Linked DNA regions of Mus musculus: regions 1, 2 and 4 are each linked to region 3. The links are chromatin loops, found by intact Hi-C in ENCODE. Cell type or tissue: heart. All regions are shown on one strand. Region 1 overlaps Gm26843 (a long non-coding RNA gene). Region 2 holds the start of Gnao1 (guanine nucleotide binding protein, alpha O). Region 3 overlaps Gnao1 (guanine nucleotide binding protein, alpha O). Region 4 overlaps Gnao1 (guanine nucleotide binding protein, alpha O).

The links. Peaks named below come from ENCODE experiments on the same cell type or tissue, not always from the same donor. Only the 100,000 strongest peaks of a DNase experiment are listed, where the experiment ranks them.
Region 1: a loop joins it to region 3, with 8 times the contacts of the local background. A loop is called at or near these places in 21 of 42 quality-filtered maps.
Region 2: a loop joins it to region 3, with 4 times the contacts of the local background. A loop is called at or near these places in 14 of 42 quality-filtered maps.
Region 4: a loop joins it to region 3, with 4 times the contacts of the local background. A loop is called at or near these places in 5 of 42 quality-filtered maps.

Annotation. Positions count from the first base shown.
Region 1 is chr8:93,588,626-93,596,625 of GRCm38, forward strand. The region is part of intron 8 of Gm26843 (a long non-coding RNA gene); the gene reads right to left. Among named protein-coding and RNA genes, the nearest start is that of Ces5a, 57 kb to the left of the region's middle. In heart, a CTCF peak has its summit at 3,412 (motif pointing right); a DNase peak (open chromatin) is centred at 3,416; H3K27ac peaks cover 443 bases.
Region 2 is chr8:93,806,219-93,814,218 of GRCm38, forward strand. It overlaps Gnao1 (guanine nucleotide binding protein, alpha O), which reads left to right and starts at 4,620. Exons shown (of 9, transcript NM_010308.3): 1 at 4,620-5,235; 2 at 5,433-5,475. The coding sequence starts at 5,118. It overlaps 4930488L21Rik (RIKEN cDNA 4930488L21 gene), which reads right to left and starts at 7,337. Exons shown (of 1, transcript NR_026888.1): 1 at 5,476-7,337. In heart, no CTCF peak of the experiment used is centred here; DNase peaks (open chromatin) are centred at 4,183 and 7,313; H3K4me3 peaks cover 4,237 bases; H3K27ac peaks cover 1,720 bases; H3K27me3 peaks cover 2,353 bases.
Region 3 is chr8:93,930,097-93,938,096 of GRCm38, forward strand. The region is part of intron 3 of Gnao1 (guanine nucleotide binding protein, alpha O); the gene reads left to right. Among named protein-coding and RNA genes, the nearest start is that of Amfr, 79 kb to the right of the region's middle. In heart, a CTCF peak has its summit at 3,020 (motif pointing left); a DNase peak (open chromatin) is centred at 3,015.
Region 4 is chr8:93,838,118-93,846,117 of GRCm38, forward strand. The region is part of intron 2 of Gnao1 (guanine nucleotide binding protein, alpha O); the gene reads left to right. Among named protein-coding and RNA genes, the nearest start is that of 4930488L21Rik, 29 kb to the left of the region's middle. In heart, CTCF peaks have their summits at 3,168 and 6,017 (motif pointing left); DNase peaks (open chromatin) are centred at 3,044, 4,624 and 6,220; H3K27ac peaks cover 2,308 bases.

The DNA of each region.
Region 1 (8,000 bases), 340 kb before region 3:
CATGAAAGGGAAAGAGTGAGAGAGAGAGAGAGAGAGAGAGAGAGAGAGAGAGAGAGAGAAGAAACAGTGTGGGGGTGGGTAGAGAGGTACAAAAAAAGGATCTCAGAGAAATTTGGGGAGGGGAAATGATTAAAATATATTATATGAAAAAATCTTTTCAAAACATAATAAATAAAATCAGAGGAGAGTCTGATTTTAAATATGAAGAAAATAAAAAAATCTTCAACAAATGGATAGCTCCCATGAGTGGTTACAGTAACGTTCTCCCTAACAAGGGAAAAGATGCATTCTTTTTAAGAGTGCATTAAGCTCATGCCAGTGGAAGCCAGAGGCATGGATCTTGGAACACACACTAACCAGTTCAGAATAACGGCCACATCAAATACATTCCAAGCTGTAGCAGAATTTATTTGGATTATCAGTAAGAAAGATAAGAGAGGGAGAGAGGAAGGGAGGGAGGGAGGGAGGGAGGGAGGGAGGGAGGGAGGGAGGAAGAGAGGAAGGAAGGAAGAGAGGAAGGGAGGAAGGAAGGAAGGAAGGAAGGAAGGAAGGAAGGAAAAGAAGAAAGGAAGGAAGGAAGAAAAAGAAGGAAGGAAGGAAGGAAGGAAGGAAGGAAGGAAGGAAGGAAGGAAGGAAGGAAGGAAGGAAGGAAGGAAAAAAAGACTGTCAAAAAGAAATTGGAAAATACTTGAAGTGAATTGAAATTGACATACAGCATACCCAAGTTGGCAAAAGGCATCTAAAACCTGGGGAGTGTAGGGTTGATGGATGTTGTCTCCTTAGATGTGTGTGTGTTAGGAAGAAGAAGCATCTCAAAGAGGTAGCCTGGGAGTCTACAAGAAATTTAAAACAAAACAAAACAGACTAACCCCAAAAAATCAGAAAGAAAAGAGCACAGTATGAAGAGAAGGCTAGAGAGACTGCTCAGCAGCTCTGAGCTCTTCCAGAGGACCTGAGTTCAGCTCCCAGCACCCACAGAAAGTCCTCATGGGCACCTACACATGTGACAAACAGACACTTAAAAGGAAACAAAGATAAATCTTTTGGAAGAGCACAATAAAGCTACTGTAAAAACTAAAAATTTAAAAGGAATACAATAGATCGATCAGGCTAAGAGTTCTTTAGTTAATGCCTCTTATGCCCTGATCTTGGGAGCTACTGTATGTTCAGTAATCTAGGCAATGTGGGTCAATCAGCGGGCACATGGGTCACGGGCTACTGTAATGTTCCATGTTTAGTCTAGGGGGTATGTGTCAGCCACAGGCTGACATGAAGACAGTGTGAAGGAGGTTTGAGGACATCGGACTCTTCTGCATTTGATTATGGCAGTGGATATATGAATCTATACAGGAGTTAAAACCCATGGGATTGTATAACTCCTGAATAGTTGGTGCTGCTGTGACCTGTATAGCCTTGGTTTCCATTTAATTTACTTAGCACAAGCTTTTTTTTCCTCTATTACTTTAAAAAGATTTTATCTTAAAAATCAACTCCCAAAGTGTTAAGCCAGCTCAGTGGGGATAAGAAAATGTTTTTGACAAGTGATGCTCGAAGGACTCTCATCCGTGTGGAATCCTGAGTCCCCCTTCTCTACCCATGAAAATAACTTCAGGCAGATCACCGGCCTAAGCACAAAGCTGAAAACCATGAAACTTCCCAAAGAAAACGCCAGGGGAAATAAATACCTGCAGTCTGAGCCTGAACAAAGATGATCTGAGAACATTAAAAGAACCCTAAATGTGAATCAAAACAGTAGATCACGGGACTTAGTTCTTTTTTTTTTTAATCCGTGCTTTTAAGAAGACATCATCTGGACAATGAAGTAGGAAACCTCAAATTTGGAGAATGAGTTGTAAAACTGTATACCTGACAAAGTTGTATCAAATATATAAAGAGCTCCGACAAATCAATAATAAAATATCAGGACAGCTTTTTTAAAAGTGGGTAAGAGCATGGAGGCTACCTCACAAAGGAAGATTATTAATAAGATTAATAAGACACAATTAAATCCATGGCATTTTAGCTGTGGGTGTGAATCCTTACCCACCATTAATGATTATCATGGAAAACACTGGCAACACAAATATGGAGTCTGTGGGCCAAAGGGCACTGCCATGCCTCTATTAAATGAATACTAAATGATGCAGCTGTCTCAGGCAACTGTTTGACAGTTTCTTCTGAATGTATGCTTCTAGGGATCACGTGCTCACAGTGGTGAGCCGGACTGGAAACCCTGAGAGGAGAGCAGAGCGTGGTCTCCCATTGAGGATGCTCTATCTCGGGTTTTGGTTTAAGATGATTACAATCAGCCTGGCACGCGCCACTTAAGAGACACAAGCATCTGGTGACTATTAACTAAACTCAGTCATGAAAAAGGAAATAAGCCATTTGTGGATACAGTGCGTTGTGCAAATCACTTTACCCATTCTCCAGTACTCTCATTGGTTCTTCCTAAGAACCCAGAGATGGTTTTACAAACACAGAACCTAGAAGATCCAAAGGCCAGCGTGATTCCCAGAGCCACACCCCAAGCTTTGGCCAGAGGACCGCAAGAAAGTAGGAGCTGGGACCCCACATCTGAAGTCCCTCACATATTGCCTTGGTTTCCAAGCTGCATCTCCCTCGCTCTCGGGTGTTGCAAGTTTGCCCAAGGGGCACAGTAAATATCATTCTCCGCAGTTTCCATTACTTGACTCTGTCCATAAATTCAAATTCTGCGTAGTTTCCCTGAAACGTTTGAGAACGGCAGCCGCCGGAAATGCCAAAGCATGAACAGGTGTGGCTTCCTTCCTCGTTTGAAATTTCCCGTTTTCACGCTTGCCAAGCGCTAAGAGACTCCCGACATAGCTACTAATGCTGAGTGTGCATGAGAGAAAGAGGACTGGGAAGGGACAGGCTAAAGTCAAGGTCTGCCGCCAGCCACCAAGTGACGTCATCCTAGGCATTCCCCATCTTTGACGTCACCCTAGGCGTTCCCCATCTTTGAGTGTCAGTTTCCTCACCTGCAATGCAAGGAGCCTGGACCGGAGGGGTTTTCTGTAAGCATTTGTGGCTGCAGGTTTAGTATTCTGCTATAACCTCTCATACTAGCATTTCTTAGACCAAAGGAAAAATGAGGTGCCATTGGGCTGAAAGAGACTCGCCTCTGTATATCCTTGATTGATCATCTTCCAATCCCGTGTCCAAGGAGAGATAAGGAATCAGGCAGTCTCACTGTGTTGTGTGGGCAGGAGGGGGGAGGGTTAAGAGAGAGAGAGAGAGAGAGAGAGAGAGAGAGAGAGAGAGAGAGAGAGAGAGAGAGAGAGACTTGGGGGGATTTATTTGGTTTGTCTGCCTGGATAAAGCCTCTCCCCAGGCCCAGAGCATCTTTCTCCATGCCGGTGCAGTGCCGTCTTTACCACTAGGTGGCAGTAGCCGTCACTTGACAAAGAAAAGGGTGTGGGAAGAGCCAGGGGACCTGCCTGCTTGGAGAAAACTAGGCCAAAGCCTGCTTGTTACATCACTTCTAATCGAAACAGCAGGTTACGTCTGGATTTTTCTTTATTACAGGCAACAATGCTAGGAAGCTTCCTGGCTCCTGTGCATTTCAACACTAAATGTTCGACCTGAAATCAGACATGCAATTCCCAGACCCTGGGCTTGGCAGCAGCAGCCCTGCCTACTTTTCCCTGTGTGCAGGTTTCCCTTCCCGAGGCTTCTTGCTGCCTGCCCCATCACGCTCACAGTCATACTTAAAATGTAGCTCTTGCCTTACATTTTAATCGGTTTCCTTCACCAAGTACTTACTGGCTAATACCACTTAGAATGGAGTAGTTATTTACTGAGCACTGAAGTGATTTGAATATAAAATGTCTCCCACAGGCTCCTGTGTTTGTTAAATGCTTGGTCCTCAGCTGGTGGCACTATTTAGGGAGCTCCTCCCCCTCTCCCCAAGTAGTAGGTCACTGGGAAATGCCTTTAAAGGTTATACTGGTACCAGCCCCTTGCTTTCTCTCTGCTTCCTGTCTATCAGGAGGTGTACAGCTTCCTCCTCATACATTCTAGCCATCACCATGCTCAGAACAAAGTCCTTGGGACCACACAACCATCAACCATCGGCTGAACCTTCTAGAACTATGAGCTAAAACACATCCTTCCTCCTCAGACAGTGTCCTCTCAAACAGTTGGTCAGTGCTAACAAGCTGTCTAATAAGTGTTCTTACTAGGTGCAGAAGCATCATTTGAAATAAGGTTCATATTAATGGCCCTGAGATCAGTAGCTTCCCTATGGCCCTACAATAAGGCAGTGTTTGAGCCCTGCTCTGTGTGCTTCCAGGGACTCGCCCCCTCCCCCCATCTGCTCTTCCTACAAAGAGAAATTGGGCTGCCAAAGGCAAGGGGGCATCAAACACTCCGGGAACCTATAAGTTCCAATGTGGCTACAATTCGGCCACCTCAACCCATGCCATTCAGATCTCAGTGGGTTTGTTCTGTAGTTAGATCCGGTGCTCACTGAGGCCCTGTGATGGAATTCACTGTTTGTTGAACCTGAAGCAGCAGCACCCCTAAAGCAAAGACAGTTTAATTGGTCAGTATTTGCCATGCCTGCCTAGTTACCTAAATGACCTGGGGGGGGGTAACCTAAAAGTGTCGGTCTTTGGACCCCAATACAGATCCGCTGAAACCACATCTGCCTAGCAATCTAATTTTTTTAGCAAGTGAATCAGATGATTCTAAAGGATCAGAAAGTTAGGGTACCACCCTGGGTGGTTGTCATGGCTCCCAGCCCTGTCCCAGTCGATCCCACCACCACCACTGGATGGACTCTTGGCCCAACTCTACAGACTCTGCAAACCTGCCCTCTGCCTCCAGCCCAGCTCCTCGAGCCTCCCCAGCCCACAAGCATGTGAAAATGCCTTCCTTCCTGCTGGGCACTTAAGTTCTCAGGGGAGCTGAGATGGCTTAAATAATGAATGGAATTTTCAGCAGCATTTGGAATTCACTTAAGCAAAGGAAACTCAATAGCCAGAGCGCTCCTTAAGATCCATCCTTTCTCTGGGTGGGAAGGAAGCCGGACAGCTTCTCCCTGATTTCCTAACATACAGATCAGGATACTTCAGTCAGACTTGACTCCTGGCTTCCATATTGCTCATCTGGAAGCTATCATTTCTTCCACTGCCCTAGTGGAGATTTTGAGAATCCCTGAGTTCAGATGGTATTTCAGACCCTGGGGCAGGATGACTGACCCCTATATCTCCATGGAAATCTTCATAGAAACAAACAAACAAACAACAAAGAAGCCCCCAGGCACCACCTAGCCCAGTCCTCTGTCTTCTGATCGAAATCTTTCTTTGCTGTTCCTAATTAAAGTTATCAGAAAGCATTAAATGAGCACAGTTTGCTGGGTGGTGTATTTGGGTTGGTTGGTTAGTTGGTTGGTTAGTTGGTTGGTTGGTTGGTTGATTGATTTTTTTGGTTTGTTTGTTTTTGGTTTTGTTTTGTTTTGTCTTTTGATTGTCTTGTGTTTTTTGTTTGTTTGGTTGGTTTTTTTGATTGTTTGTCTTCTTCCTGCCACAGTCTCTATCTCAGGCCCCGGAAATAACCTCACTCACCAGAACCAGACCTGACCTTTATATCGCTAAACCAAGCCTTTGGGTTAAGGAAGTAATGTGTGAAGAGTTAATATCCCTGCCTGGGCTGAAAGACTGCTGTATCAGTCAGCAATTGATGTAATAACAACACATAACAACTACCCCAATACCTGGTGACTCAGAGCACAACACAAACCAGCCCCAGTCCCACTGCAGTGCCCTCCTGGACATCTTTCCAGCCCTTGCTCCCCTCCTGTTTGCAGACTCATCAAATAGTATCACAGAACAATCTTGCCAGCCTGGTGATTCTCTTTCTGGTTTCAGGCACATGACAAAAAATTCTAAGACACGATGAGACCATATAAAATTAGAAAGAGGCTGGAGAGAAAAAAAAGACAAAACAAAACATGTAAGCTGCAGAGAAACCAAGGACAGTGACAAACTGAAATGCACAGGAAGGGCTGGAGGATGGAAGGGGGGAGCACTGTACCCAGATCTTAATTAAAATATACAAATTGTAAAAAATAAAATTTTTAAAAAGTCCTAAAAGAAAATTCTAACTAAAATCCTAAGGTATATAAGGATGTAAATGCTCAGACAGAGAAGAAGGATAATCCTGTCAGAAAGCAAGAAATAAAAGAAAAAATAACGGATTTTAATATTTTCACCAGAGAGAAACTGGACACAAGTCAGCATAGGTCAATAGCTCAAAGTGCATCAGCCTTTTACGATGGGTTAAATGTACGAGAACACAACTTAATATGAATAAAATGTGCTCAACACTGACAGAAGGAAGTGTTTCAGTAAGTGTGAATGGGTCAAAATTCCTACTGAGTGACAGAGATTGTTAAAGTAGAATCTTAATATAAAATACAGCTAAATGTGGCTTATTAGTCATATACAAAGCAAAACCTCACTAAAAGAGTGGAAAATGTATTTATGCCAATTCTAATTAAAACAATGTACTCCGAGGATAATTATGAGTTAAGGTGAAGATGAAAGGAGCTAGGGAAGAGCTATTCCAACTTGATGAAATAAACTATCAAGGGGTTGGGTGTAACTCAGAGGCAAAGTGTTTGACCAGTATCAACAGCGGCCTTTGTTTAATCCTAGCACCACAAAAGCAGATATGCAAAGAGCATGTAATATTCATAAAGACAGCTCTACTCCTGCGCACCTGAAAGCATAGATTTACTACATAAAGGAAAAACTAAAATGTCACGAGGAGAAGGTGGCCATTTCTCACTATGGCTATGTGTCTTATTCTCTAGCTCTGAGAACTATACATCAAACAGCTGTAGGTCCTGCAAAGAAAGGGGAGACCTGAATATCACAACTTGGAAGTGTGACTAAGAGCCTGGGATATAGGTCAGTAGTGGCAGAACACCTGCCTGGTGTGCACAAGGCTCTGGGTCCAATTGGCAGCACTGTAGGAGAAAAAAATTACTCATATACTAAGTTACAAAGGGAATGTCAACAAATCCTATCAAGAGGCAATCAGATAGGTTGTCTTCTATGGTAGAAAGCAGAAAATATAACAAATAGCTAGCCAACCTGTGTGACTTAGACTGTTAAACACTTTTTAAATGACCCCTGGTTAACAAATAAAAAATAATAAGCTATCTATAAATGCATAATGAGGAGAGGTTGTGTATCCAACAATATGAAGGTATATACCGAAGCTAGGAAAACATGGTCTTAAATTTCATAAAGAAGAGAATTGGAAGAATGAAAGTGAGCCTTTTTCTAATTCATTAAGTTAGAGGAAAACAAGTAAACCTAGTAGAATTGGAGGCAAAGAATAAAAAATATAAAATGCACAATTAGCAAGCTATGAAACAAAAAAAATAATGGCATAGATCAATTAAAAAGCTGGTTCTTTGAAAGTATCAATAAGCTTGGCGTATAGCTTATGAAAGACTGAGGCCATAAGAATAGGGTGGAAGATAATAAAACAACATTAGGATGAAGTAAAGGGGTATAACAGGCAAGATATTTTTATTTTAGAAAGATTCATTTTTATTTAGAAATTCATATAGCATACAACTTACCCCCTTACACAATTCAGTGTGCCATTTAGGATTGTTATGTATATATGTGTGTATACATGTTCACCTATGTGTGTTGTATGTACGTGGGGGCACACATATACATGTACACCCATATGAATATAGGTGTGGACACCCAAGAGTGTCTTCTTCAGTCATGTGCTGCATATACTGAGATTTGGTCTCCTGATGGACCTAGGGCTTTCTGTCTCTTCTAGTCTGACTAGCCAAATTGCCCTAAGAAGTCCCTGTTTCTGCCTTCCATCAAAGTCATTGGCTTTTTCATGGATTCTGGGAGCTGGTTCTCACACTCACCAACACTTCATTTGGATAGCCATCTTCCCAAGCCCTCATTGATTTTGTTATGCTATTGCCAATACCA
Region 2 (8,000 bases), 120 kb before region 3:
AGAAAACAAGACACAGAAGTTTGCCAAGAATTTTTCTGATGGGGATGTCAAAAATATTAGGTATATCCCCTCTCACAAGTGCCTGTTGGTCAGTAAATCTCCCACTCGTAGGTTCAAAATCAGCATCATTCATGTCATAGAACTTTACTTGATGACATAACTTTCACTGAATCTCAAACATTTTCTAAAATAATCAAGTGGCAGAATTTGTCTTAGGGAAAAAACTCAAATGTCAAAGGTGGGAAGAGCTTTCCTATATATTACCTGATGAAGCCCTTGTCACACAGGGACTTTACTTAACAAATATTATGACAACCAGTGCACAAGGACCATTCTTGGTCTTTTCATACACAGTGGAAGCCGTTTTCTTTCTATGAGCTTATATCCCAGCAGCAAGCTTCCCAACAAATACGAGAAATGTGGTTATAAAAGACAATCCTCAGGTTCCACCTCAGGTTTACTGAGTGTATTCCAGAAGTGGAACTCTAAATTTAATTTTTAAATGTAACTTTAAAGCATCTCAGGTAATTCTATAGATAATAATGTTTGAGAGCCATGGTGGTAGTGGTCTGAGAGACGTGTGCGAAAACATGCCAGGGAAAAAATGTCAACTGGGGACATTTTTAGAGACATAGATAAAGAGAAAAGAAAGTGAGTATCTACCCAAAGCCCACCATGCTGGTTAACTGAGAGCTGGGGATCACTACTCTCTGGAAGCAGAGCAGCTTTCTGCAGCCTTTGCTGACATTCCTCTCATGGACTATGGAAGATATTCCAAGTGGCTTCCAAAATATGATGCATAGTGTGTGTGTAGCATGATGAACATTTGACTAAGGATGGGGTGAGAACTGTTTTCTGATAAAAAAAATTTCATCAGAAAAAATATAATTCTGAGAATCATATAAAACAAAACCAAAGGGAAACTGGCCTTGGTCTAGGAATCCTAGCTCCTAATGTTAGAACTCTAATTTCTTCGTTTCCACAGGAATTAATTGTGTAGCAATTTAATATAGTCAAAGGATTTTTTTATTACTTATACCTTTGGAGGAATCAAAATATGACTGGGTTTGAGATTTTGGCTTTCTGATCTGAGAATTCTTTATGTATGTATATAATGTGCTGTTTTCAACAGTTCGCAAAACAGCAAAGACTCGCTGACTCATTAATAAGTTTATTGACCATTAATAATTTATTCATGCCCCTGTGTGAGGGCTCAGCTTGCTCATCTGTAAAATGGATACCAGACTGCATCTTATTAAACCAAAATGCCCAAGGCCTTGCAAGAACTTTCTGAAATAAAGGGGTTTATTGAAGCTATTGAAGAGGCTAGGGAGAAATTCTACAACCGCCAAAGTGGGTGAATAGCTAGTTCCCCATATCTAAAAGGGCAGAGTACTTTACACGGAAAACATTGCTGCATACATACTATGTACACTGAGTTTACACTGGCTACTGATAACAAGGGTGGGTTTACCTGAAGCAATGAAGCCTTTGTGATGGGAGATCAAAGAGAAAAAGGCAGGACTTCTGGGTTGGTTAATGATGCAAGGGGCATAGACTGGTGCCTAGGCAGTCAGAGCAGCATTGAATGAAGCTTTTTAATGTACATTCAAGAACAGAAAAATGGTCTTTTGGGAGCCTGTAGCTTGCTACCCAAATAACATCCTATATCATTTCTCTTCTCTCATGTCCCCTGGCCCTTTGTAATCAAATGTAGGACATCTCAGAAGTTTTCTCTTATCAATCTGTCTTCCTGGTCTAGGCTCTTTCCACTCATCCATGATGCTTCCCACACTAGTACCTAACTGAGGTTTATGTGGGAGGATCACATGGGGGAATTTTTGTAAAAGTGCTCCGTAAGCTGTAAAGCACTATACAGATGAAGTGAATTATTATTAGTCTTTTATGGAACTCAGCCATAATGATGCAAAGTGACCCAGAAAAAGGAGAAGAAGAGGGAAAAGGAGGAGAAGAAGGAGAAGGAGAAGGAGAAGGAGAAGGAGAAAAGGAGAAGGAGAAGGAGGAAGAAGAAGAAGAAGAAGAAGAAGAAGAAGAAGAAGAAGAAGAAGAAGAAGAAGAAGAAGAAGAAGAAGAAGAAAAGAAGAAGAAGGAAGAAGAAGACGGAAGAAGAAGAAGGAAGAAGAGGAAAACAGAGTAGGCAAATCTGAAATACCTCCACAGTGCTGGAACATAATCTTACATACATAGTCAGTAGGTCAAGTACTGGGGGAACGAAGAAAAACTCAAAACACAGAGGCTTATACGTCTGCCATATCAGGACTGATAGCAAGGAGGAAGGCCAGGCACTTAAAAGTCAAGGATGGCTGCATCTTCCCATACACAACCAGAATGCCACCAGGAACATAAGGCCTTCACTTGAAAATCACTTGATATGAAAGAACACTAAATATATTTACTAGGGTATTGCCACCGCCACCACCACCACCGCCACCACCACCACCACCACCGCCACCGCCACCGCCCTGTCCCAGGGCAGAGTGAAACGGTGATCCTTACCTTCGGTCCATCAAATGCAGTCTTGTACAAATGGCAGTGAAATTTTTTTCTGAATCTGGTTCACAGTAGATCTAGGCAACTGTCCCCAGCAACCTCTGCAGGAAGCAAGGTCTATAGAATATTGGGCACCTGAGATCTCTGTTTTCGATCTGGAAGGACAAGTTTAATGATACTTGATTTTTAAGCCAAACCAGATTCATCTTCTAATAGTTTCCCCACCCAACACAAAGAGGAAAGAAAATAGAGGAGGGATTATTTATGTGCTGTATAAAATAAATCTATAGAATTTTTTGTCGGTTTCCTAGAATAGGTAGGTATGACTCAAATTTAAATATTCCAATTATATTACATATACTTTTGACACAGACATTTGTCGAATGAGACAAACATACATTGGGAAACACCAAACTTATGAAAAAAAAACATGCAGGAGAAAAAATATTTTCTTCTGAGTGGGTCTTAATTGCCCCTTTTCCCCCTTGCAAATATATTTTTATGCTGAGTGACATTTCCAAAATAGGATTTTCTCTCCATTGCTGAAATGAAGCAAACAAGTTTACTTTCAGAGTCACAGAAATGCCCAACTGTTACGAAAAAAGAAAGTGTTTTCCACTGGCCCCTTGCCTGTCTTTATCCTGGGCAGTCTTGCCTGTTGGCTCCTCCATCTAGGAAGGCCCCTGGGGCTGACTGGTGGAACTGATTGTAAAACTATTTTGTGCAGTAAGAATTAATGTCTTCAGGCTCTGAGACCACCCAGAACATGACCGATCTTTGGCAACTGTCTACTGTTTTCCCCAGTGCTGGGTTCGCTGTTTGCTGAATAACTGACCCTGGTTTCTGACTATCTGAGAAGATATGAAGGGTGTATTTCTTCTAGTAGTTTGTTATTTTAAGATGAAAGGAAGAAAAAAAATCTCTTATCACAAACCTATGAAGAATTCATTTTTACCGGATTATGTTCTGGGGATACAAGAATTCAAGAACCAAGGGAGGCCATCGATTCATCATATAGAGAAAAATTTAAGGGAACAAGTATTTGCTAGAGGCTTTCATGAAAGACTGTCCCTGGGCCTTTGGCATCAAGCCATCCTAGGATGGTAACCATCTCTAGCGACAGAGGTTGTGGGCATCTCGCGGTAAGGCTCACATTGGCTAAGGGAGGCAAAAACTCCTGCGGAGCAGGCCTTGCCTCTTCTCTGCCTGCTACTTTCCTCTCTACTAGCCCAGTCTCTAGACACTAGATGCTCAATAAATGCGGACCCAAATCCGTCACTGAGCCCCAGCGCGTTATTATGGAGTGAGCGGGTTTATCCTGACCCACTACCTCCTCACATCTGCGGAGGCACCATAGCTCGACTAGGGGCTACACCTCCAGCCGCGAAGGAGAACAATCGGTAAGGCGATCTGCCGGAGACACGACCCAGAGCCCGAGGGACCAGGAAGCTGGAGGCTCAGGCCCAGGGCTGGGGACCACCTGACCGCCGCGCTGGGGTTGACAGGAGGCGGGCCGGGCGCGCGAGACCCGCCGGGGTGGGGCGGGGTGGGGCGCAGGCGCGCGCCCGGCCCCAGGCCCCGCCCTCCCCAGCCCGGCACGCTCCGGGAGCCGCGGGGGGAGGGGGACCCGAGAGTGGGCGGCGCCGCGCGCGCGCGCCCGCTTGTCTGACGCGTCCCGCGGGCATGCGCGCCGCCCCCGCCCGCGCCGTCCCCGGGGCCCCCGGCGCGCGGCCCTGCTGACGTCAGCGGGCGGCTGGCGGAGCGCTGCGCAGGACCAGGCGCACTCGAGAGCTGCGCTCGCCTCGCCCCCCCCCTCCCCGCCCGCCCCGGCGCGCGCGCGCGTGCCCTGCCCTCCCTGCCCGCCTCTTCTCGCGCTCCCCGCTGGCCGCGGCTCCCTCGCGCTCTCCCCGTCTCCTGTCCGCTCCGCCGAGCGATGCGAGTTCTGGGCCCCGGCGACGCCGCCTCCCGCTAGAGAGAGCTGCACCCCCCACCCCCGGCCCGGCCCTCTGCCCAGCCCTGCCCCGCGCGCGGGGGTCGGAGAAGGCGCCGCGGACGCATCGACGGCCGAGGAGCGGCGATGCACATGCACTAGCGGCACCCCCTAACTCACTCCCTCCACACCCCGCGCCACCGCCGCCTCCACCTTCTCCGCCTCCGCCTCCTCCTCCTCCGCCTCCGGCAGCCGCGGCAGAAGGACCCACCCTGCCCCCCACCCCACCCTCCGCCGGCTCCGGCTGCGGATCCAGCCTCGACTCCTATTTTATTTATTTTGGGTCGTGCACTAGCCTCGGTGCCTGCAACCCGCGCCTCCCGGGCCCGCGGGCGCCTCCTCTCTCGGCTCCGGAGCCCCAGACCCCGGCTACCCTCACCTCGACACCCCCAGACCCCAGCCAGCCGCCGCTAATCTTCGCCGCTGGAATCTTAATAGAGGCTGTCCTTTTGGGGGGATTCTGGTCTTTCGACAATTTTGTTCCCAGCCAAGGAGAGGATATCGTGATTTTCTCCCCTTTGAGCCCAGGCTCTGCTCTGTGGGGGGGTGGGGGGCGCGCCGACCCGGGGAGTCGTGCCAGCCTAGTCGTGCGGGCTGTGGCAGGGAAGGGGCCACCATGGGATGTACGCTGAGCGCAGAGGAGAGAGCCGCCCTCGAGCGGAGCAAGGCGATTGAGAAAAACCTCAAAGAAGATGGCATCAGCGCCGCCAAAGACGTGAAATTACTCCTGCTGGGTAAGGACCTGGGTAGCCACCCCCGCCCCTCGACCCCCGCCACAGTTCCCAACCCGACTTGCGCCCTGGGAAATCTGGTCCCTGAGTTGGCAACACCTTGTGCCCAGGAGCGCCCACCCTGTGCATGCCTTGAAGCCCCCTTCCCATTTCCATGAGCTGACACTCACCAGTTTCCCCCCCTCTGTGTGTCCCAACAGGGGCTGGAGAATCAGGAAAAAGCACCATTGTGAAGCAGATGAAGTAAGTCCCTGTGTCATTGGGATTTGTACTTTTATTAAGAATAATTTATATCGTTTTTATTATCTTGCTCACCCATATTTGCTCTCCAGGCCTGGTTTTTAATTCGCGCACACACAGAAGAAACCCGAGGTTGCCTCCCCTCCCCCACTCCCTACGTTGGTTCTGGGTCCCCCACCCCAACTCCTGGGGTCGGTGTTTGCGGGGAGGGAATGAGAGCGCCTCTAGTTGTATGAATGACAGTGTCCGCCATATTGATCAGAACATCACACTATTGGCGTGCTTATGATCATAACTCTTGCTCGTGGAGTATTTCGTGTTTCACTGCCTCCATTTCTGTCTCTGCCTCATCTTCTTTCCCCTCCTCCTCCACCCCACCCCTCGAATCCCACTTCCCCCTGCTTCTCTTGAGGCAGTGATTTTGAACTTGACTAAAACATGGAGGGGACCCAGCCCTAGCAGATTGGGGTGGAGGATCAAGTGTTTGCTGTTCACGAGTTTGGTGCTGAATTCCTGGTGGCTGTGGCTTAGACGACCCCCCCCCCCAAAGCGAGCAAGGGTTAGGGGAGGGGGCGTGCACTGGGGAGAAAGGATGGGTTTCCAAGCGGATGTGACAGACACAGCCTTATCCAAGGCAGAGGTGGGAGGGTCTGTGGGGCTAAAAGCCAGTTTCATCTGCCCTCCAGCCCCTCTCCTCCCTGGCCCTCCAGCCTTTGCTCTTCTGACACCCGCAGGTTCCAGTCACTGTGTAGCCTTTATCGTTGTATTTACACTCTGTATTCTACCTTCAATGCGGATTTCAGGCCCTACTTGCCACCGCCCCCTTTCTGCCTTAGATATCAGTTTCCCCTCCTAATTAACTGGGGGTGGATTTGAGTGATGGTTGAAAATTAAAACAAAATGGGATATTCCTTCCTTTCCACATTTCCCCACTTAGGAGCCTCGCCCGTCCTTCCTCCTCTCTGGCTTGCTTCTTGCCCCATCCACTCCACGGTTCCCGGTGAGCCTCCAGGCAGCTCTGCCTGGGGAGGGGTGGCCGGCAGGGAACGGGTGCGTGCCTTCCGGGCCTCCTGGCCCTGTTTCCGTTGGCCTGTCAGTTCGGGACGGAGGAGTTCGTTAGGACCGTTTAGCGAGGATTCCATGTCGCTTTGCTGTGACACCTTCGTGCACACACAGCTCCTAATTAGAGGTTGCTGTGCTGTAAACAAAAATGATTATTTTTCAACTTGACAGAATAGCCGAAGTAATTGCATCCCGTAGGAAAACAATGGAAAATAAAAGCCCCTTTCGAGGGAAGGTGGGTGGGAGACAAATCGTGCTTGTGGTTTCAAAACCAAGAAGCAAAAATTCTTGCATGTGTAACAGGCATGACAAGCGAGTTCCAGGCGGCGCCATGATGGTAGGGAGCAGCGACTAGGAGACAGTTTCTCCCATCTGCTTGGCATGTTCTTATTTGCGTTCGAGAGCTCCCGGGGGCTTTCTTCTCACAGGCCCCTTCGGCTAGCCTCACCCTTCTGAGCCACCAGTAATTTGGCCTGGGGTTTCTCTGGGGCTTGTGCAGTCCAAATGGATGGGGAGGCGGGGCCTGGGGAATTGCTCTTTGCAACAAGGTGCATGTTGCATCTGCCTGGAGCCCTCGCGTGTCGGGAAATGCAAACCGCGCCACCTCTTTCTCCTTAGGGGCAGGTTTCGAAACTTCACAAGTCTGTAATCCACTGTGGCAGGCCGGGAGTCCGGTAGAAGCCTCGGCCTCCTGAGCCAGGGTGAGGTTTCAGGCGTTGTAAGTGGTGGACAGCGCCCAGCCGAGGCTGGAAAAGTCGATGGGGCTGAGCTTGGCTCGGCGGTGTTCGGCTCCGCTCGGCCTGACCTGGGAGCGGGGCTCGGAGGATCTCGACAGTGTTCGGAGCACAGTCGGGGTCCAAGCGGAGAGGGCCGAGCGGCTTCGGCGGCTTCGGAAAGGCCCCGAAGACATTCGGAAACCCTCGGCAGGAGGAGGGCAAAGGAGGTGGAATTGGGGGTGTGGGAGGGGATGGCAAAGAAACTTTGCATCCACCAAAGCAGCTTGCTACCTGCTCTTCCTGAACATGCCTCATAAATTAGGTTGATTTAATAAGAGGTTTAAAAATACGTATCGAGTCCCCAAAAGGGCAACTTGCCTTTTTTATTCAAAGAAAGCTTAGCTCTCTGAGGAGATCCGTGTGCCACTTTAGAATGGAAATTCCTGATTAAGTCCTGGGGCACGAAATCTTAAAGGAAGACTGAGGAGACATTCTGAGGAAAGTCCTGTGCGTCTGACTTATATTGGGTTGCACTGAGGAAGATGGGGTGAAGTGTCCGATGTTTGATTCTATTTAATCGGAAATCAGAACATTTTTCTCTTTTCCTGCATTTCTTCCTTTCTCTATTCCCACAAACACCTTTTCTGTGAAAACTGCCTGTCAAAACTGAGATTTTTTTTTTGTAATTGATTTTTTTTTTGTTTGTTTGTTTCCCTTTAAGAACAAAACGTGCCAGATCTCTTTAGGAAA
Region 3 (8,000 bases):
AGATCTACTCAGAGCCCCTTGAGGCACATGCCACCAGTCTGTGAGATGGGATTGGGCCAGAGGAACAGAGTCACAAGGGTGTAATAGCAGGGTCTACATTAGAGAGCACACCTCTCTTCTTCAGCCTCTCATGTTGAGTCTCAGGCAGACGCTCATGCACCCATAACACCCGAGGCCCAGAGACCCTGACACGGAGTGAATGAAGGGCCTCAGGCTGGGAGCCTGCACCAGACCATGGGGCCCTGCTTAAATTAAAAATAAAATAGCATTCTGCTGTCACTGTGGTTATTTTTATGGGCGCCTTTGATTTAGACTGCTTTATACAGATTCTCCATTTTCCATAGGAATATGACATTTATAAAGTACAAAGATGTGTATAAGAAAACTAGTATTAGTCACCGGCTGACGCAGGACTTGGGCAGAAGTTATGAAGGTGTTGGGGAAAGAATAGCCTGGTCTACTAGTTTTCAGACGTACCTCATCTGTGCTTGTGTGCATTAGATTTAATGTGTAATTGCATTAGAGGTTAGAACTAGGAAGTTGGAGAGATAGCTCAGCAGTTAAGAGCACTGACTGCTCTTTCAGAAGACCCAAGTTCAATTCCCAGCTCTCACAATCATCTGTAACTCCAGTTCAAGGAGAAACCCTGTCTCTGTCTTGAAAAACAATAACAAAAACAAAACAACAACAACAAAAAAAACAAAACAAAAAAAAAAAACCAGGGTGGGGAAAGCTCTCCCATTAAGGTACACCTTCACCCTACTCCTTCACTCTGGTATGGGGTCTTACTGAGTTGTCCAGGTTGGCTCAGAGGTCTGGGTCCTCCTACCCCAACCCTCTTTTTTCTTTTTCTTTTTACATTTATTTATTTGTTTGTTTGTTTATGTATTTATTCATTATTTATTTGGGGATTTTTTTGGAGGGGTTGTTTTTGTTTTTGTTTTTTGAGACAGGGTTTCTCTGTGTAGCTCTGGCTGTCCTGGAGCTCACTCTGTAGACCAGGCTGGCCTCAAACTCAGAAATTCACCTGCCTCTGCCTCCCAAGCACTGGGATTAAAGGCGTGCGCCACCATGCCTGGCTTCATTATTTATTTGTTGAAAGTGTGTCTGTGTGTGTCTGTGTGTGTTACATGTGGAGTCAGAGGACAACATTTGGAAGGTGATTTCTACTTGTACCAAGTGGGTCCCAAGGATCAAACTCAAGTCGTCAAGCTTGGCAGCAAGAGCTTTGCCCACTGAGCCATCTCACTGGTCCAGCGTGGAAGTGTCTGACCACTCTGATGAATGGTACAGAAACTGGGTCTGTGAGGGGTGCCCGTGAATGATCTGGAGAGAGGCACCAGTCTGCCAAACTATTAGCCTCACATCCTGCCTCTGCCTGCCCCATCGCGTGTGTGGAGTCCCAGAATCCATCTTTTCTCTTCCCTAATTGGGTTGCTAATATCTGCTGGCGAGGCAACCCTAATTAAACCATTCATCTTTGTTGCTCTGTATTCTGAGGCTATGAGGTTGGCCATTATCACTTTTCTCTCTTTGACCAAGCTCTCTGAGGATAATCTGAATCTGCTCTTGTTCATTTCTTAGAAATTCTGTCCATCCGATTTGAGTTCCTTTGTCCTTTCTTAAAACACTGGGCTCAGAAGAGAGGACACAGGGTGGGGGTGGAGGGCAGCATGAGTTGGAAATTTTGTCTTGTTCAGCAAAGCTGATTTGTGAGTGAATGGAGCCTGCTTGATGCCTCCACAGCTCAGAGAGGGTCTGCACCCACCCAGGAGAGAAGAGCATCAGGAGATGAACTGGAGCCCCAGAGGGTAAATGGCTGGAGCTGTGAGCGAATACCATTAGTTACTGTGCTTGGAACCCGTAGAAGCTGGGTGACACACACCACTGCCCATGAAGGTTGCACCGTCTACACTGCTGCTAACAAAGTGACCAGGGCCTCCATCCTGCATTTGATGATCCCATCCTGCCCCCTGTCCCCTGCCCCTGCCCCCCCCCCACCGCCCCTGCACCTGTTCTTGCCTCCACCAAGTCCCTTGTACATGATTCACACAGGCGCTAGTGGGGCTCCAGATTTGCAGCTCACTGAGAAACTCTGCAGGAAGCATTTCCCCTTGCCATAGCTGCTCCACCACAGAACCCCACACTGCCTCATGAGGGAGACCAGCACCCTGTGTGAGCCCAGGCCCACCCATGTGCCAGGGGAACATCCACAGGCTGCTTAGCTTCCAGGTCCCATCCTTGATCCCAGGTCCCATTGATATCTAGAAGAGGGTTGTGTGGAGGACAGGGGTATGGAAGACCAGCAGGCTTGTAGGGCAGGGGCACTGTCTTAACTGGAGAGAGAAGGCTGGGCTGTAAATTGCCAAATTCACCATTTTGCTGCATCGTCTTGGAGGGAATCATGAAGTTTCTCTCCCCCACAGTAAATGGTGGACACACACAGCCCTGCAACCCCAGAGAGCCTGTGAGCTGACAGCGTGCTGCAGGCATAGGTATAGCTCAGAGCCTTAAGCTCAAAGTACATCTTAAGTAGTCCCAGTCACCAAGTACCGGGTCTGTCTCAGTTACTGCTATTGCCAAAGACGTGCCATCATGTCTACAATGGATGGTGGTGGGTGCCACTTCTACTGAAGGCCACAAATAGAGCAGGGATCAGAAAAGCAGACTCTGCTGGGGATGGGAGGGAGCAGGCCACTGCTTCCCCTTGACGGGCTGAGTTCTAAGGCTCAGGTGTAGAGCAGAAGACTTTGGGAGTGAAGGAAATGTCGTTGCTTTCTCCTGTACAGGCCTCAGCCAGGTGTGGCTGGCAGTTTTCAGAATGCCACCCTAATGCTCTCTGCCTGCTGGAACCGCAGTGTCTTGGTAGGGTCTCAGCATCTGGGGTCTCTGCCCTTTGCCCCATAGCTGCAAGCCAGCAGTCCAATAAATAACCCTGGCACACTGGGCGGGGCCCTACCCTGCCCAGTCTGTGGCACCGGGTTCCTCTTGTTGGTCTGTGCTCTCCTGCCCTCTGGTGGTGATGGAGACAACTGCAGCCCATGGGGCAAGGTGGGGCCAATGGCCTTGGCTGCAGCTGGAGAGCTGGGGGGGTAGGAGGGGACACACGCCCATGTTCGCACTTCCATTTCACTTGGCCTCAAAGATTAGAGATGGAGGAAAACTCTGAACGATCCAAAGCAGCTACTCAGATGGAAGGGGTTATTATTATAATTACTATGATTATTGTTATCAAGATTATCATGCCTGCCTGGAAAGTCTTGTACAAAGCAGGCTTATTTATGTCAGCTTGTTGTTTGTGTCTGAGGCGCTTCATCTCTGCTCATAATAACTAGCATTTGCAGGGCTCTTTCATGCTGCAGAGCTTTGTCACATCTTCAGCCCAGCTCATCTGCACAAATAGCCTTGTCACTGGGTGCCAGGAGGAGAGCAGAGGCTCTAGCCGGGCATGTGGTCTGTCCAAGGCCACTGGCAAAAAGGCTCAGGGCCAGTACTTGAACCTGGGTCACCAACTGTCTTAGTCAGGGTTTCTATTCCTGCACAAACACCATGATCAAGAAGCAGTTGGGGAGGAAAGGGTTTATTTGGCTTACACTTCCATGTTGCTGTTCATCACCAAAGGAAGTCAGGACTGGAACTCAAGCAGGTCAGAAAGCAGGAGCTGATGCAGAGGCCATGGAGGGATGTTCTTTACTGGCTTGCCTCCTCTGGCTTGCTCAGCCTGCTCTCTTATAAAACCAAGACTACCAGCCCAGAGATGGTCCCACCCACAAGGGGCCTTTCCCCCTTGATCACTAATTGAGAAAATGCCTTACAGTTGGATCTCATGGAGGCATTTCTTCAACTGAAGCTCCTTTCTCTGTGATAACTCCAGCTGTGTCAAGTTGACACAAAACTAGCCAGTACACCAACTGAAGATGCCTATTCCTTTCCGCTGTTACCTTTTGTACCTCTGCTCTTGAGAGGTGCGGTTTGCCTACCTGCCTTCAAGCAATGAATGTGTCTGGCACCTTGTAAGCTCCTGGAGCAGATGGTGTTGGGGTGGAAGATATGAGGCCAGAGTTGACTTCGCTTGACCATTACCAATGCTCACCCTGGGATGCAGACAAGTATCAGTACATCTCTGAGACTTTGGAGCAGAAGTCGGCATAGAGGCTGCCTGTGGCCCAGCAAGTGGGAGCCAATATGCACAGTGGACAGGTCCTCACTGGGCCCTAGGAACTTACAACTCTCTCCCTTAGTGGATTCTAGCTCTAGACACCAGCTGGAGACAACTCTGGTACAACAACCAACATGCTGTCGCACAGGCTGACCTGACACAAGGTCTGAGTGCTGCTTGCAACACGTGCTCAGGATCTACCCTGCAGCCCTTGGTCTTAGCCCATCCTTCATAGAAGGGCATCTACTTTGTGCCTCCAGTTCGAGGGCGTCACTACCCTGATACCACCCTGGGCATTCTCTGCACCCCAGCAAGGGCCTAAGGCAGCCTGCTTCTGGGGAACGTGGCCAAGCTGCATCCCCCCATCTCCTGCTCACCACCTGCTGTCATGCACAGGTCTCTACAAGGAGTCGTCTAGAGCCCTCAGGTCCTCCAAAGTGATTCTCATCCACACTGCATTCCTTCCGTCCATTTGTATTTCTACATTAGGAGTAAGAGCCATTTAAGCAGAAAGGATATACTATTTAAAACAGTAAGAATGGCCATGCTGTTTCTTTGTTATTGGTGTGATTAAAAAAAAAAAAAAAAAAAAAAAAAAAAAAAAAAAAAAAAAAAGGTATCTTGCTGATAACTTCTAGAAGCCACAGCTTCTCCCAACCCCTGACCCTAAATATATAAGAGCAGTGCTTGACTATTGATATTCAGCCCTGAAGTTCCAGCTGTTCCTGAGGAGGGTCCTGACTGACCTCCCTGGCCCCTGTCACTGTGGCCGTCCTGCTCACTCTGCATGCCCATAGCAGCTCAAGAGGTGGGAAAACGCATGCCCATCCGCCGGGGAGATGCTAGCCCAGCTGTCCTACGCTGTGTGTCCTGTCGTTTCACACGGCGACCCTGTGGAGAAAACAAGGATGTTGCCATCCCCTCCCCATTCATAGCAAGGACACTGTACCACTGCTTACACTGGGAGCCTAGGTTGAGACCAAGTCTGGGCCCACCCATCCCGGCCTTTCCACAGAGCAAGAATGGTTATAGTCAGCCAGGCATGGGGGCGAACGCCTTTAATCCCAGCACTTCGGGAGGCAGAGGCAGGCGGATTTCTGAGTTCGAGGCCAGCCTGGTCTACAAAGTGAGTTCCAGGACAGCCAGAGCTATACAGAGAAACCCTGTCTCGAAAAACCAAAAAAATAAAAAAATTTTTAAAAAAGAAGAATGGTTATAGTCTCTCTCCAGTGGGAGAAAACAACACTTCCCTTCTGTTTCTGCTCCACAGCCAGCCTCAGGACAGTAGGATGGTGGTACAGACAGTAAGGGGCTCCTCCCCTCAAGCCCAGGCAGCCACAGGTCTACAAACTTCTTCCAGGACTACCAGCTGAGTTCTGCTGTACTCTCCAGTCCAGCACATAGCCAGCCCCTAACACTGGCGTGCCATCCCAGCACTCGGGGAGAATAAGGAGCCATTCAGGCAAGAAACTTTACAGAATGGAGATACCAAGTCCAGAGTGCTGTCCACAGTTAGAGAAGAGGGCACTCAGATGCCAGAAGAGTGCTGTGGGCTACAGCCATGGGAAAGGGATCTTCACAGAAGCCGTAATTTGAGCCTAGTTGGTTAGGAGTTACAACAGCCACGACTATTAAAATACCAGTTCAAACATAAAGTTACCATCCAAACAGCGTGTCCCTTTAAATTTAACAAACGAGGGGAGCAGGAAACTCTGCCAGGAAGCCCAGTGGCACACATGGTTGCTGGCACAATAGAATCCAGGCACTGGCTTATTTTTTCAACATTGATCTATCCCTGTCTTGGCTGTGCCTTCATCAGTGGCCACTCCACACTCCTGCAGGCTTTGGGATTCTTTTGTTGTTGTTATGCAGAATATTTCAATATATTTGCATATATGCTTATGTGTAACATGTATGTTTTTAGATATAAAACTATGTGAATAATCAATATATATATATCTTTTTGACAGCAACAACAGAGCTATTTTATTAGATATTTTCTTTATATACATTTCAAATTTCAAATGCTATCCTGAAAGTTCCCTATACTCTCCCCCTGCCCTGTTCTCCTACCCACCCACTCCTGCTTCTTGGTCCTGGCATTGCCCTTTACTGGGGCATATAATCTTCACAAGACCAAGGGCCTCTCTTCCCAGTGATGGCCGACTATGCCATCTTCTGCTACATATGCAGCTAGAGACACGAGCTCTGGGGGTACTGGTTAGTTCATATTGTTGTTCCACCTATAGGGTTGCAGACCCCTTCAACTCCTTGGGTGCTTTCTCTAGCTTCTCCATTGGGGGCCCTGTGTTCCATCCTATAGATGACTGTAAGCATCCACTTCTGTATTTGCCAGGCACTGGAATAGCCTCATACGAGACAGCTATACCATGGTCCCTTCATCAAAATCTTGCTGACATATGCAATAGTGTCTGGGTTTGGTGGCTGATTATGGGATGGATCTTTGGGTGGGGTAGTCTCTGGATAGTCCATCCTTTCCTCTTAGCTCCAAACTTTGTCTCTGTAACTTCTTTCATGGGTATTTTATTCCCTATTCTAAGGAGGAACAAAGTATCCACCCATTAGTCTTCCCTTTTCTTGATTTTCTTGTGTTTTGCAAATTGTATCTTGGGTGTTCTATGTTTCTGGGCTAATATCCACTTATCAGTGAGTGCATATATAATGACTTATTTTGTGATTGAGTTACCTCACTAAGGATGATATCCTCCAGATACAACCATTTGTCCAAGAATTTCATAAATCCATTGTTTCTAATAGCTGAGTAGTACTCCATTGTGTAAATGTACCACATTTTCTGTATCCATTCTTCTGTTGAGGGACATCTGGGTTCTTTCCAGCTTCTGGCTATTATAAACAAGGCTGCTATGAACATAGTGGAGCATGTGTCCTTCTTACCGGTTAGAACATCTGGGTATATGCCCAGGAGAGGTATTACTGGATCTTCTGGTAGTATTATGTCCAATTTTCTGAGGAACCTCCAGACTGACTTCCAGAGTGGTTGGACAAGCTTGCAATCCCACCAACAATGGAGGAGTGTTCCTCTTTCTCCACATCCTCGCCAGCATCTGCTGTCACCTGAGTTTTTGATCTTAGCCATTCTGACTGGTGTGAGGTGGAATCTCAAGGTTGTTTTGATTTTCATTTCCCTGATGATTAAGGATATTGAACATTTTTTTCAGGTGCTTCTCAGCCATTTCGTATTCCTCAGTTGACAATTCTTTGTTTAGCTTTGTACCCCATTTTTAATGGGGTTATTTGAATTTCTGGAGTCCAGCTTCTTGAGCTCTTTGTATATATTGGATATTAGTCCCCTATCAGATTTAGGATTGATAAAGACCCTTTCCCAATCTGTTGGTGGCCTTTTTGTCTTATTGACAGTGTCTTTTGCCTTACAGAAGCTTTGCAATTTTATGAGGTCCCATTTGTCATTTCTTGATCTTACAGCACAAGCCATTGCTGTTCTGTTTAGGAATTCTTCCCCTGTGCCCATATCTTCGAGGCTTTTCCACAGTTTCTCCTCTATTAATTTCAGAGTCTCTGGTTTTATGTGGAGGTCTTTGATCCACTTAGACTTGAGCTTTGTACAAGGAGATAAGAATGGATCAATTCCCATTCTTCTACATGATAACCGCCAGTTGTGCCAGCACCATTTGTTGAAAATGCTGTCTTTATTGATTGTTTCAACAAGTATTCTAGGGGCTGGTTGAGGTACTGTGGTTGGTTGTAAACTTAATTTGACAATATTAGTCAAACACTCTAAACTTTACAGGCGCCAGTAGAATTACCTAGAGCATGTGTGTATGTCCCCAAATCAGAAGAG
Region 4 (8,000 bases), 92 kb before region 3:
TGCATATGCTTGTAAAAATAGAGAAAAAATCTGTTCCTCCTCTAAACATTACCAACCCCCTCCATCCCCCCACATCCCCCTGTGGGAGGAAACACAGAAACCACCTTGGAAGGCACTTCTGGGAACTGGTCTTGGAGAAATAGTTACTGAGAGCTGGCTCTCGGTGGGCTCCAGGCTTCCTGGGCAGAGTGATATCCACGGCCTCCTCAGGGCAAGAATGTTGGTTCTTACCAATCTGGGGTCACTGACTCCTTCAAGAAAATGGTGGAAACTATAGAGTCTCTTTAGGAAAAAAAATAATACTACCTTTTAATTTTTAATTTAAAAATGAATGATAACATATGGGGGCTGCCGTGGTTTAATGTTGGTGGCCCCTCCAAAATGCAGGCTGATACTTAATCCCTAATGCAGCAGTATTAAGAGCTGTGGTTTTTAGGAAATGACTAAGTCCTAAAGGCTCCATCCTCACAAAAGGGATTAAAGCTTTAATAAAAGACCTGCAGGGGCTGACATGACCCCTGTGTCACTTTTGGCCTTAGAGTGAAGGTCCTGAAGGCCTTTCTATCTTGTTATCCCCAACCCCAGAGCTCCCAGCAAATAAAATCTTTCTTCTCTGTACATCCCTAAGTCTCCAGTACTTTGTTATTCATATCACAAACATCTCCCAAGGCAGTCTGGAAAGAGACCTACCATTACCTAAACCTAGATCTCATCTGCTACAGATTAAGGAGCCCTGGACCAGTGACATTTTATGGACTCCTTTGAGAGGAGTTACTTGTTGATTCTCCAGTTGGCAGCTTGTCCTAGCAGAGGACCAGAGCACAGGCATGTGCTCTGACATGACAGTAGCCATCGGATGAGCCTACAGAGACGCGCACGTGCCAGTGTACTGTGGTGTTTGAATTTCCATGCCGTGGTGGAGGGGAAACCAAGGCAGAGAGGCTGACTTGCACCAGAGCCAGCCATGGTGCTTGGCAGGGTGTACTCATTGGACCCCAGGCCTCTGCTTCTGGGGTGGGGTGGCATAGCAGGAGGACGGGTAGGACGCTGGAGGAACTTGGGAAAAGAGCTGAGAGTCTAGCACAGAGGTTTTGCAAGGGGGGTTAGTGGAGTGCTTAAGAGAGCTCAACTTGAGATGAACGGAAGGTTCAGAAAGCCTTTATAAGGTCTTTCTAAATGATGCTGACAGCTAAGAGTGGCATGCCCCTGAGAGTCTATGATTATCTCGAAGGAAAGATCTTTATGGGAGCCTTATTAAGCACAGAGTATGTCAGTGGGAGGGAGGGAGGGAGCAGCAGTGTGCTCGCAGCTCCGGGGGGCAAGTGAGGCAGCTCCTCAGCCTGCAGAGCGCTGTGCAGGCCCTCGCTTTCATCTCTGCAAAGGACTCAGGATGCTGGTGAAAAAAAAGATCTCCCTGCTCTAATCGTGGAGTTCAAAGGTCAGAACCAAAGGCGGTGGGCTGCTGTCTAAACGTATCCTTAACGTAAATGCTTGGATGGTCCTGGGGTATGTCCCTCTGCAGCTAAGGTGATATCACAATCCAGATTAGACTGTTTCCCCTCTCCCTAAACCCTAAGTCCCATGCCCCTCCCTCAGGCCTCAGCCAGTGGCCTCCTCAACCAAGAACATTACATTCCACTGCACCTATCACCACGAGGTCTTCCCCCTCCTGTGTGCTTACCAAGTACGGGAAATCCAGCAGCCCGCTGAAGGTGGTATGTGAATAAAGACACACAGACCAAAGAAAGCCCAAGAGAGAGATGCTTCAGAGGACATTGAGTCCAGCTCCACTGCATGGCACTGGGGGAGCCACGTGACACCACTTTGCTGCTAGATTATGAGACCTGGTGATGGGGGCAACAGGAATGTGTTGGAATGCAGCCTGTACCAAGCATGCTGAATTGGTGACATTCTGTGCCTTGTCTAAGCAGAGCGTCCCCGCATGGCCAAGAACCTATGTTTATCTGTAAAAGTCCTGCATATAGTAAGGCTGGTACCCCCCACTTCAACACCGATTGGGTATATACAGTTTCTAATGCAGTTGTTCCAGGTTTTCATGGCGGTTGTGATTTAAGACAATACACTGTGCACTTTTCTCACAATTCTCAGAGTTCAGGGATCGGCAGGCTAGAGTCAAGGTATCCGGCTGCCTGTGCTCCTTTCTGGCCTGTAGAAGAAGATCCCCTTTACTGCTATTTGGGCGCACTCCTTTAATCCCAGCACTCGGGAGGCAGAGGCAGGTGGATTTCTGAGTTCGAGGCCAGCCTGGTCTACAAAGTGAGTTCCAGGACAGCCAGAGCTACACAGAGAAACCCTGTCTCAAAACAAAAAAAGAGAGAGAGAGAGAGAGAGAGAGAGTGTGTGTGTGTGTGTGTGTGTATGTGTGTTGGCAGAATTCAGTCTTTTACCTCTGAGTTCAGACTTCCCTCTTCTGAGGGCTACTCCCCACTTCCAGCCACAAAGTTCTTTTTAAGTGCTTTTGAGGACTCATGTGATTAGGCGGACTGACCTGGATGATCCAGACTAATCCCCCCTCTCGTAACCCTAATGACATCAAATCCCCGTTACCAGGAGAGGTCTGAGATTAGGGTGCAGACACTGCTGGCTGGGAGGCCATTAGTGTGCTCCTCACAGTGACCTGGAGATGTTTGCTTGACTCCTTGGTTTTGTTAACTGAGACCATGATCCTCCCGTTGAGGACTGGATATGGTGTGTAGCTAGGGGGCACATTGGTAGCTTGGTGTCTGTGGGAATTGTTCACCAAGGGAACCTGTTTCAACCGAGGACATATACGTAGAGGTGGTGTTGTTAATGAACTGCCTGAGAAACAAGATCAGAACTTCTTGAGAAGAAAAGAGTGAGTTACAGCCATCCCTGTAGCCCTGCCTCTGTACCACCAAGTGGGCACTGGTCCAGGCATGAGGCTCAGGGAATGTGTGTAGAATGAATGACCGAGAACTCTAAAGAGGAAGTGAGCTGTATCTTAGATGTGCAGCATGCCAGAATTGGAGGAGGGGCTCGAAGCCTCAAGCATTTCATTTTATCCCCTGGGAACCTGAGGCGCAGTGGGGAGGGAGCTGCCCACGTGACAGTGACTGGCAGAGCACCAGCATGCTTGCTTGTATATCTTCTTTTGCAGCATGCTAACCACTTTGTAAAGGTCTCTGTGCCCCGTGGCATAAGCCAAGCCAGGGATTACTCCAGAGGGCGAGGTATTACCTCTGTATCAGCCCCTGGTACAGCTGCAGAAACTGGAGCTAACACGAGGTGGGGAGAGGAAGAGGGAAGAGAGGGGGAGAGATGGAGAGGGAGGACAGAGAATAGCCAACCCCACTCTCCCCTTCTAAAGGCTTCTTCTCTGACTGGCTTTTCCTCAGGCTCCTCAGGCTCCCAAGGCAGCTTCCCGACAGCATGTCAGCAGATACCTACTGCCGACTCTGTGCCTGCACTAATTTCCCTCTGCTCTGACAGAAGGCCATGCAACAGTCAGGAGACTGGCAGTTTAGCCTGCCTGCTTCTATGTATCTATATGATTTAGAACCATTTTTCACCTCCAATCTCAGTTTCCCCTTCTGTAACTCAGCATCTCAAACGATGACCCAGAATTTTAGACCTCTGAGAGAAATAATCAGAGAGCCTCAACTTCAGCCTTGAGGACAGAGCTGTCCTGTTATGCCAAGGGGCTCCCTGGCTTTACTGAGACCAAATAGTCTGATAGCTTGTGAGATCTTCCTCGACAGCTGATAGCACCCTCCCATGGGATCCAGCTAAGGTGGGGCCAACTGGTGCCCCAGATCTCTGGGCCCTGATGTGGTGCCAGTCCGCCCCTGACACGAGTTCTATGAGAAGCCGTCCTGTTACTGCAGAGCAGGATATGGTATTTAGTCTGTGGCTCTGGAATCATGTCTGTTTGGTGAAGGCTGATCAAAATCTGAACTATATGAATAGGACCTGGAAAAGGAACCGGTGTGTGTCCCTACTATGCACAGTCCACTTGGGACGTTGCTGTTGGCTCCTTGCTATTTTTGCAGATGAAGAAGAGCAGACTGGGAAGCGAGTGGAGAAATGCTAACAGAAATTCCCTGGGCCCTCAGAGGATGTGCTGGATCTGGCTCAGCTCAGTCTCCACCCAGGCTCAATCCATCCTGTCTGCCTTAATGAAACGATGGTGGGGGTCACTGTAGCAGGTGGGACTCAGGGAAACGGTAGCATTCACTGCATTGGCAGGATGGAGAGTACTCAATGTTTGCTATATGCGCTGTCCTGGACACTGGGTATTCAGCTCCCCTAGGAAGCTGTGTGAAAGAGAGGCTGCAGCCGGGCAAGAGAAAGTGGGAGGCTGAGGAGGAAGTCATCCTGGCCTAGTCGCTGGGCAAGAGATGGTGGTCACTGGGAGCTTGATTGTGGCAGTAGATGGTGAGAAGTTTCTGGAGTCTGTAGTTAGAGTCAATAGGACCTGCTTATGAGAGGACCATCATCTGCTGATAAGTCAGCAGTGTTGACAGAGAAACCCTTGTCTGTAGAGTTCCCTGTGTCCCCACCAAGGCTCCATCCAGTCTCCTAAAGGACTAAGAAAGAACAGCGTGCACTCTGCTCTTACAAGTCAGCTGGAGCCAGCCAGAGCCAGCCCAGCATAACTCTGTATCAGGCTGTGGAAGCAAAGCTTGAAGAACAGTACCAGGTCTTTGGCCTCAGCACTGGGATGGGCGGCGTGCCCTCAATGGAGGTGCAAACAGCTAGACGTGGTGAGGGGGAAGGGGTAGTAGGAGGAAAATGATCTGTGTGGACTTATGCATCTTTTGATGCCCAAGTATCTGCTTAATATGTTCTGGGCACCTGCATATTTTGTCAATAAATGGTATTTCTTTCAGGACGTGAGAGCTTGGTTTCTGCTGTTATAGGATGATAAACTGAGGAAGAAAAGGCTAAGAAATGTCGCCACATTTGTATGTACGACCACAAATGGCAGAGTTGAGGTCTTGACTGCCCCCAACATTGACCCTTGGAATCCACGTCCTCTTTAGCTCTATGCCTTACTTTAGGGGTTTTAGGGGAAAGTGAGGCTTTAAGACCGGAGAAGAAATAACAGAATATGTCCTAAGGCCACTCAGACTAAGGCCACACCCCACACTCAGACTGTTTGACAGTTTAAAAAAGATGATGAAGAAGAAAAACTAAGTGTAATTCCCTCAATAATGTCCCCTGCCGTGCCACCACCACTCACCAGTTCCTCAGGTCACTGCTGTTCTCCACCTGACCACTGGAATCTGGTTTTGCTCGATCCAGGAGGCATTTATAGCATCCCTCACTCTAGAGGAGCCAGGGTTTAATGGCCTCTGAGGGCTGCCCCTTGGCTTGTTCCCTGCACTATCTCAGGACATAAGCACCCGCCTCCTCTGGCCTGAGCCTGGCCTTGGGTCTTGCTGTGCGTTACTGATCGCCATGCTTAGCTGCCTTCTTCCAGTCCAATGCCAGTTACCAACGTGGTAACAACTGACCCGCTGATACTAAGACCATAGCACCTCTTTCCCTGGCTGAATCCTTACTATTTTGCTTACAAGTGAAGGCCTTTTTCTATTGGCAGCTTTTTGACCTTCTGGTAAAAGTAATGAAGATAATGGCCCATCTCAGCATCACTGGGTGTGGCTGGTGCTGAGCGAATGCTGCTGTCAGGTAGTCTGAAAGGAGCCTGCAGTCTGGCTCTCTGGGCAGCAGAGGCCTGTACTCTCTCCTGGGACAGTGCCTAGCTCTGTTACCCAAAGTGGCATAGCAGGACTGACAGGTAAGTCTCTCCCCAGCATGGCATGACCAGGAAGCCAAGGCTGATGGCACTTTCCAGAGGCAGGGAGAAAAGGCCAGCTTGCCTCATCTAGACAGTGTCTGGGTTCCAGGTGAAGCCGTAGAGGAAGGTGTCCCCAGGTGGACCAGGGCCACACGCAGGCTGGAGTATATAGAGAACCCCATAGAGCAACAGGCCTTGCCAGGCATCGCCACCTAGGGGCCTCTTAGGTGAAAGATTTTGAACCTCTGCCTGTCTGTGTCGTTAGATTATGCACATTAAAATGCATAAGACAAATAGAAAATAGAGAAGTTAACCAAAAATTACTGTAATTAAAAATGCGCTGGTTTTCCTGACTCTGCCGGTGCTGCTCCACCCCCACTCTGCCGACTTAGCCTGCTAGGATTGGACAGCCATGCCGCAGGAAGCGTCGAGCACAGCATGGCCAGGAAATGCAGCAGATCTGCAGTTTTCTTCAGACAGTCTCCCTGCCACACACACACACACACACACACACACACACACACACACACACGTGTCGTGTTTCCTAGCTGTCTTATCCTACTCTGCACTCTGTGAGAGCAGGGATTGTCTATTCCATGATCCCTGGCACACAGTGAGAATTTAGTTAGGTACTTGGTGATTGGATTAACCTTCTCTTTACAAATGCTACTTAGTAAACTTTTGTAATGGAGGATTCCAAAGATGGAGGCGGGATCCTTGGAGGAATAGCTGCTTTTTTGGGGAAGACTTCCCTGTTATCTTTACCTGTGGTTGGGGGCAGGCAGATACAGTGGTTGGCTATCAGCCAACTAGGAGGCACTGTTCTAGGGTGGACAGAGGCATGGAACTTGACCTTCAGGTAAAGTGACGAAATCAGTTCTGTTATCTGTATTTTGGAGATTCAAAACAAAACAAAAACCCCATATGGCCCAGAAACTCAATTTTATCTAATTCCAATGTGCTAAAGCCATGGCTGACAGGCAGCAAGCCTACTGGGAATGCCTGTGGAGTTGGAGAAAGGCAGCTTCTTTGCTCTCCTAGGGCTATCCCATTCTCCCTCCAAGAAGCCCTACTGCAAAGGGAAGGCAGTTGAGCCAGGGCCTCTGAACTCATCACTGGGGTGACCCACATCTGCCTGAGTTCCTTGGGTATCTGCTTACCTTTTTCTTTTAAAATTTCATGTGACTTCGTGCATTCTCCTTATATGGTAAAACAGATCCCTTCCGTTTTATCATAAACATAATGCTTTTGATTGTTTAAGCACTTGGCATAAATAACTTGAAAAACAAACACCAACAAAGAAAACAGAAAACTTCATTAGGGCTGCTGTCTTCTGTTTACCTCTTGGAAAGCTTGCTCCTGCTGTGAGCTCTGCAAAGACCATTGCAGGCTGGGTAGGCGGCCTGGTTTCTTCCATTGCCCACAGTGGGATCTCATGCCACTTGTCCCCTGTGCAAACACAGCTTGTCTGGAGGAAGCAGGACATTCACTTCTGAGCCTGACCATCTGTTATTTCAGACCTGGATGATGGCAGCACCAGGGTGAATGGAGCCTTTAGCAAACAGTGCCTGGCCTGACCCAATGATAAAAGGCTACCTCTCAAGCAGGTTTTATAGCTTGGCCCTGTTGCTTTACTCTGAGAGTTGGTAAGGAGAAGCACATAAAGTAAGAAATATCTTTTTTTTTTTTTTTTTTTGGTCTTTCGAGACAGGGTTTCTCTGTGTAGCCCTGGCTGTCCTAGAGCTCACTCTGTAGACCAGGCTGGCCTCAAACTCAGAAATCCGCCTGCCTCTGCCTCCCGAGTGCTGGGATTAAAGGCATGCACCACCACTGCATCTTGATACGTCTTGAAATAAGCCTTGTGGTTGATTTCATATGGACAGAGTTCTGGTGTGGTATGCAAAACAGACCAGTGAGACTCGACCCAGAAGACCATGGTTCCGATAGCTGAGGGCTCTATGTTGATGCTTCAGTGCCGGGTTCCCCCTTTGACAAGAGAGTGAGATTCTAAGACTTTGACTGACTCTTAGATGGGTTTCTTCACAGCTTTTCTTTTCCTCCTTCTGGGACTCTATTCTAGAGTCATGCCATGGTATCAAACCAGGCCTCTTTCAGAACATCCAACCTAATGTTCCCAGATGGAAAACTGAGCCCAGAGACAGATAGGGAAGCCCCCACCGCAGCATCACCTGACCATAAAGTAGCAGACTGTCAACTT